Linked DNA regions of Homo sapiens: region 1 is linked to region 2. A link is an interaction called in ENCODE POLR2A ChIA-PET data of the cell type or tissue named here. Cell type or tissue: GM12878. All regions are shown on one strand.

Region 1 (4,000 bases), 71 kb before region 2:
CCCACTCCTTCCATTATGGTCCTTAAATTCAAGTTCATCTTCTTATCTTCCTCTGGTTCTCATTTCCAGGGACCAATTAATTATATTTAAAAATCAAAAAAATAATTCAGACTTCAGTGATAGGACCGACAAACTGTCTTTCAGAGAAGTATGTTACTTGATCTACAAGAAGGTCTTCTGATCTGGAGATTCTAGGCGCAATTAGAGCCAGAACAGACTGTTCATTGTTTTATTATTATGCCAAAAACTAAGTGACAGATTTAAAAGTCAATTTCACTTTCTAATAGTAAGAAGACACGCTTAGAGCAACTCCTTTAATGCAATGTCCTGGTGGGGTTTTAGATAACTTATTTCTCAGCTTTGGGTCTCAGTTTTCTGATCTATAAAATGACCTTTATTGACCCCTTACGTCTGGTCACATGAATTCTATGAATTTTAAAAATTGTCTTGGCCCATGTGGATTTAGGTAAAAGGAAAATTTTAAATGCTTGAGTGCAGTGGTTCTCAAGTATTCCTGTGTATAAGCCCTGGTACTTGGAATCATCCTCAGATATTTTAACACAAGCTCTCCAGGTAACTATAATCCACTGTCCAGAACCATATTTTGAAGAAACCCTGCATTATTATTTCTTATTCCTGAGTCTTCTGAGCAATATTAATAGCAAATACGAGCCACCTACAAAAATTCATGTGCTGCTGATTTTATTTTCAGTTTCTATTCCAATTGGGTCTCTCTGTTCCTTTAAAAGGCAGGCATGTGCTGAGTCAGCCTCTGGGGAATTTTTTTTTTTTTTTTTTAATTTATAGCCTAGACTATTGAGTCTCTACAATTGAGGAAGAAAGAGGTTGTTCTCACCTGCTACTCTTCCAACCCCTATTTGAAAGGAAGAAGGAAAAGCTACTTAAGGGGTGGCACAGCTACTCTAACTTAGATAATAAGGAGGGGGTTAGTCAAGCTCTTTAAAATAGAAGTTTTCTTCGTTGTCTGGACGCTAATGGGTGGAGTCATGCTTAGACAGAGACAGGTAACTGAGTCCTGCCAGTGGGGCTCAGATGCCTTTGGGAGCTAGAGGCTACATACCAAGAGTCCTGGTGAGCTTCCTGTGATACACACAAGCACATTCAATCAGGTCAGCAAACTTTTTCTGTGAAGGGCCAGGTACTAAATACACCTTGTAGCCCATTCAAGTTCCACTGCAAGTATTCAATTCTGCCACAGTAGCACAAAAACTACCACAGATTACATGTAAATGAATGAGCATGGCCACATTCTAGTGAACTTTATTTATGGACACTGGAATTTGTATTTCAAATGATTTTCCTGTGTCATGAAGTAATACTCTCCTTTCAATTTTTTTCCTCCAACTACATTCTGAGAAATGTGTCATTAGGCGATTTTGTCATGCAAACATCATAGTGTGCTTACACAAACCTAGATGGTATAGCCTACTACCGCCTAGGCTATATGGTATAGCCTGTTGCTCCTAGGCTACAAACCTGTACAGCATGTTACAGTACTGTAGGAAACTGTAACACAGTGTTAAGTATTTGTGTATCTGAACGTATCTGCAACACAGAAAAGAGGCAGTAAAAATACCACCTTCTATCTTATGGGACCATCATTATATAAGTGGTCTATTGTTGACAGAAATCTTGTTATGTGGCACATGCCTAAATTTAAAAATACAAAACCATTCTTAGTTCGTGGACCACACAAAAGCAGGTGTAGTTTGCAGAACACTGCGCTAGTACTAACTAGAAAGTATCCGCAATGTCTCCTGTAGAAAGGTGTCTTACTCAAGCTCAGGGTCTAAATGAAGAATATCCTCCCTGACTTACCTACAACTCCCGTCTAACACACCTCAGCTTTCTGCTAACTTGTTCTCGTCTCTCTTCTCTCCCTGCACACAGCTCATGAATGGCCAATCAACTTGACTTGAAAGTGGTTAAAATCTACCTCACTCTGCAAAACTAAGTGAGTCACATGAGAACTCTGAAGAGAGGCCAATGACTGGCCCACTGCTAATTCTGCTTCTTAAGCAGCAAGCTGGTTAAATTTGTTATTTATTCCCCTTGAAGTGGGAACAACATCATACTTGTTCACAAAATGCTAACCACCTCTGATGAAATTCCTTAGTAAATAAGCAGACTTCAGGAACCCTTATAAAATAAGGTTTCTAGTTAATCCTTAGTTAACAAAAAGATCCTTTTTCTTGAATACTCAAATAGGTTTTACTGATTTCTGGAACAACTGGGTCCAAGCACAAGCTGAACTGCTAAAAAATAAACTATCCAGGGGGCTTTGCTGCAAAGGCAAGCAAGCTTCCCTTAATAGGGAAAGAATTACATTAAAGTGCAGCAGAGCCTGCATTTAGTCTGTTAAGGACACATCATAAGTGAAGAGATGGGCGCCCCCAGTCTGATGGGTAATTCCACCACAGCCCAGAATTCTCAGGAGGCAACTAAGTCACCCCAGGTCCCCCTTTACCTTGTTTTGTATCACAACTAAGAACTCAGGCTGTGGCATGAGGTAGGCCTAGATTAGCCTCCCTGCTCTGTGGCTTAGTTATAACTATATAGCCTTGAGCTAGTTACTTTACTTAAACCGTGAGATTCAATTTCTTCAAAAGTAAACTGGCCCAGTGAACATTACTGGAAATAGTAATGTTAACTACCTCAGGATTGATAAATGAAAGCTTAGAATTCTTAAGACGCTGCCTAGGGCATTAAAAATGTTCAAATATCAGCTATTTATTTCATTCCTATTCATTTTCTCCTTGCATCCCACGAAAACTGATCACAACTTGAAGCTAAACCTGGAGGAATCTGGATCTATTCCCAGTCCTTAAGCAATTTACTCAAGTTGGTATCTAAGACCTTATATGACAGTGGTCCTCATAGTGGTCAAAGCTACAATCGGATTTTGTTCCATCAGACTAATATATGTCTAGCTAACTGTGAGCCAGATTACTTATAAGATGCAGCCTACACTGGTCATGAGCGTGCAAGTGAGAAGATAACCCCAGATGGCATACAGCAGCTGAGTTCTGATCTGCTTTTACTATAAGCAACACCTTGCATGAATTAGCCTCTTGGGTGCTATTTGGTAGTCTACAATCTTTGATTCTCTACCACTTATAGTAGGATATTGACTTATTACTGATAACAATTTAACAAATAGAAATAAATTACCTTCTTGTTATAGGCAACATGCTAGAAACTTACAATTTCAAATGAAGTTGTGGGATAAAACTAACCATTTTAAAGGCTACTAATCCATAAAGGTGTACATAAATATAAGTTCATCTGTTTTGTCAACTACGCAACAGACATAACCTACCTCATAGGGTTGCTGAGATAAAATGAGAACTTACTTCATCCAAAGGACCTGAAATTTTCACCTGTTTAGCTCTAAGGGGTCAAATAAAACGTACAACTGCCTGAACTTCCAACTGCTTTGGTAAACACAACTTTACTTACCAGTTGTAAGTCCTCTTAGGACTTACAATGTCAGTCAGGATAAAACAATGTAGACATACTGAAGGAAGGCTGTTATTCAAACTCATAACATCAAATTCACACGTGTCTTTGGATTTTTAAATTCCAAGAGCCCCAATCACTCATATTCCAAGCAGAATCTAAACCACAATCTCTTGGGTCTTACCTAAATTTTATCTAGAGCTGTCCAATATGGTAGCCACTATTGGCTAGTTTATATTTAAATTAAAATAAAATAAAATAAAATAATTAAGTTCTTTGGTCCCACTTACCACATATTTCAAGGGGGCTCAAAACCTCATATAGGCCAGGTGCAGTGGCTCATGCTTGTAATCCCAGCACTTTGGGAGGCTGAGGCAGGTGAATCACTAGAGGCCAGGAGTTTGACACAAACCTGGTCAACATGGCAAAACCCCGTCTCTACTAAATACAAAAAAACTGGCTGAGCGTGGTGGCCCACGCCTGTAATCCTAGCTATCGGGAGGCTGAGGGTCGAATCACC
Region 2 (4,000 bases):
AAAAAAATAAGACCCAATGATCTGTTGCCTACAAGAAACATACTTCACACACAGACTGAAAATAAAGGGATGGAAAATAATATTCCATGCCTCTTAAACCAAAAAAAGAGCAGGAGTCACTATACTTATATCACACAAAATAGACTTCAGGACAAAAACTATAAGAAGAGACAAATAAGGTCACTATATAATGATAAATGAGTTAATGCAGTAAGAGGATATAACAATTGTAAATATACATGCACCCAACATTGGAGCACTCAGATATATAAACCAAATACTATTAGACCTAAAGAGAGAGATAGACTCCAATACAATAACAGCTGGAGACTTCCACATCCCACTTTTAGCACTGGACAGATCTTCCAGACAGAAAAATCAACAAAGAAACATTGAACTTAATCTGTACAGTAGACCAAATGGACTTAATAGATATTTACAGAACATTTCATCCAGTAGCTGCAGAATATGCATTCTTTTCCTCAGCACATGGATCATTCTCAATGATATACCATATGTTAGATCACAAAACAAATCTTAAAACATTAAAAAAATTTGAAAAATATATCAAGTATCTTTTTGACCACAATGGAATAAAACTAGAAATCAATAACAAGAGGAATTTTGGAAACTATACAAACACATGGAAATTAACAATATTCTCGTGAATAACCAGTGGGTCAATGATGAAATTAAAGAGGAAATCAGAAAATTTCTTGAAACAAATGATAATGGAAACATAACATACCAAAATCTATGGGATACAGTGAAAGCAGTACCAAGAGGGAAATTTATAGTTACAAGCACCTACATCAAAAAAGAAGAAAAATTTCAAATAAACAATTTAATGATACATCTTAAAGAACTGGAAAAGCAAAAGCAAACCAAACCCAAAATTAGTAGAAGAAAGGAAATATTAACAATCAGAACAGAAATAAATGAAATTGAAACAAACAAAAAACAATACAAAAGATCAACAAAACAAAGTTTTTTTGAAAGATAAACAAAATTGACAAACCTTTAGACAGACAATTGAAGAATAAAAGAGAGAAGACAAAGAAATAAAATCAGAGATGAGAAAGGAAATACTACAACTGATACTGCAGAAATTCAAAGGATAATTAATGGCTAGTATGAGCAAATATATGCTAATAAGTTAGAAAATCTAGAAGAAATGGATAAATTTCTAGATACATACAACCTACCAAGATTGAATCATGAGGATCCAAAACCTGGCCAGGCACGGTGGCTCATGCCTGTAATCCCAGCATTTTGGGAGGCCAAGGTGGGCGGATCATGAGGTCAGGAGATTGAGACCATCCTGGCTAACACGGTGAAACCCCATCTCTACTAAAAATGCAAAAAATTTGCTGGGTGTGGTGGCGGGCACCTGTAGTCCCAGCTACTCAGGAGGCTGAGGAAGGAGAATGGCGTGAACCTGGGAGGGGGAGCTTGCAGTGAGCTGAGATCATGCCACTGTACTCCAGCCTGGGTGACAGAGCGAGACTCTGTCTCAAAACAAAAACAAAAACAAAAAACAAAAAACAAAACCTGAATGGACAAGTAATGAGTAATGAAATAGAAGCTGTAGTAAAAAGTCTCCCAGCACAGAAAATCCTGGGACCAGATGGCTTCACTGCTAAATTCTACAAAACATTTAAAGAAGAACTAATACCAATCCTACTCAAACTCTTCCAAAAAATAGAGGAGGGAGGAATACTTCCAAACTTATTCTATGTGGCCAGAATTACCCTGATAGCAAAACCAGACAAAGACACATCAAAACAAACAAACAAACAACAACAACAAAAAACAAAAACTACAGGCCAATATCCCTGATGAATTTTAATGCAAAAATCCTCAACAAAATACTAGCAACCAAAATTGAACAACACATTAAAAAGATCATTCCTTATGACTAAGTAGGATTTATCCCAGTGATGCAAAGATGGTTGAACATATGCAAATAAATCAATGTGGTACATCATGTCACAGAATGAAGGACAAAAATCATAAGATCATTTCAATTGATGCTGAAAAAGCATTTGATAAAATTCAACAGCCCTTCATGATAAAAACCCTCAAAAAACCTGGGTATAGAAGGACATACCTCAACATAATAAAACCCATATACAACAGACCCATAGCTAGTACCATACTGAATGGGGAAAAACTGAAAGCTTTTCCTCTAGGATCTGAAGCACTACAAGGATGGCCACTTTCATCACTGTTATTCAACATAGTACTGGAAATCCTATCTAGAACAATCAGACAGGAGAAAGAAATAAAGGGCATCGAAATTGGAAAGAAAGAATTCAGATTATCTTTGTTTTCAGATTATATAATCTTTATATTTGAAAAAATCCAATGACTCCACCAAAAAATTATTAGAACTGATAAACAAATTCAATAAGGCTGCAGGATACAAAAACAACATACCAAAGTCAGTACCATTTCTATTTGCCAACAGCGAACAACCTGAAAAAGAATTCAAGAAATTAATCCCATTTACAATTGCCACGAATAAAATAAAATACCTGGGAATTAACTTAACCAAAGAGGTGAAAGATCTCTACAATTAAAATGATAAAACAGTGGTGAAAGAAACTGAAGAGGACACAAGGAAATGGAAAGATATTTCATATTCATGGATTAGAAGAATCAATATTGTTAAAATGTCCTTACTACCCAAAGGAATCTACAGATTCAATGCAATCCCTATCAAAACACCAATGACATTCTTCACAGAAATAGAATAAACAATCCTAAAATTTATATGGAACCACAAAAGACCCAGAATAGCCAAAGCGATCCTGAGCGAAAAGAACAAAACTGGAAGAATCACATTACCTGCCTTCAAATTATATTACATAGCTATAGGAACCAAAACAGCATAGTACTGGCATAAAAACAGACACATGCACTAGTAGAGCAGAATAGAGAACTCCCGAATGAATCCATATATCTAGGGTGAACTCATTTTTGGCAAAGGTACCAATAACATACATTGGGGAAAGGACATTCTCTTCAATAAATGGTGCTGGGAAAAGTGGATATCCACATGCAGGAGAATGATACTAGACTCCTATCTTTCACCACATAGAAAAATCAAATCCAAATTGATTAAAGACTTAAATGTAAGACCTCAAACTATGAAACCACAAAAAGAAAACACTGAGGAAACCCTCCAGGACATTGGAGAGGTAAAGGATTTCTTGAGTAATAATAACCCACAAGCACAGGCAACTAAAGCAAAAATGGACAAATGGGATCACACCAAGTTAAAAAAAACTTCTACACAGCAAAGGAAACAATCAACAAGTGAAGAGAAACCCACAGAATCACAGAATCATAGAATCCCATAGAATCATAGACAACCCATAGAATCATAGAATCACAGAATGAAGGACAAAAATCATAAGATCATTTCAATTGATGCTGAAAAACCATTTGATAAAATTCAACAGCCTTCATGATAAAAAAAACCCTCAAAAAACCTCCCATAGAATGGGAGAAAATATTGGCAAACTACCCATCTGACAAGGGACTAATAACAGAATATATAAGGAGCTCAAATAACTCTATAGGAAAAAACCTAATAATTCTATTAAAAATGGGCAAAATATCTGAATAGACATTTCCCAAATGAAGACATATAAATAGCACACAGGTATATGAAAAGGTGCTCAAAGTCATTGATCATTAGAGAAATGCCAATCAAAACTACAATGAGTTATCATGTCACCCCAGTTAAAATGGCTTTTATCCCAAAGACAGGGAATAACAAATGCTGGTGAGGATGTGGAGAAAAGGGAACTCTTGTACACTGCTGGTGGGAATGTTAATTAGTACAACCACTATGGAGAACAAGTTGGAGGTTCCTCAAAAAACTAAAAATAGAGCTACCGTACAATCCAGCAATCCCACTGCTGGGTATATACCCAAAACAAAGGAAATCAGTATATCAAAGAGATATTTGCACTCTCATGTTTACTGCAGC

Evidence for each region. ChIA-PET counts read pairs that join two places held together with the same protein. Peaks named below come from ENCODE experiments on the same cell type or tissue, not always from the same donor. Only the 100,000 strongest peaks of a DNase experiment are listed, where the experiment ranks them.
Region 1: POLR2A ChIA-PET joins it to region 2 with 9 read pairs; 6 of 35 experiments call an interaction of 5 or more read pairs at or near these places.

What each region holds. Positions count from the first base shown.
Region 1 is chr20:41,044,891-41,048,890 of GRCh38, reverse strand. The region is part of intron 2 of TOP1 (DNA topoisomerase I); the gene reads right to left. Among named protein-coding and RNA genes, the nearest start is that of TOP1, 18 kb to the right of the region's middle. In GM12878, no CTCF peak of the experiment used is centred here; no DNase peak of the experiment used is centred here; H3K4me3 peaks cover 1,654 bases; H3K27ac peaks cover 2,615 bases.
Region 2 is chr20:40,973,408-40,977,407 of GRCh38, reverse strand. No RefSeq gene overlaps it. Among named protein-coding and RNA genes, the nearest start is that of TOP1, 53 kb to the left of the region's middle. In GM12878, no CTCF peak of the experiment used is centred here; no DNase peak of the experiment used is centred here.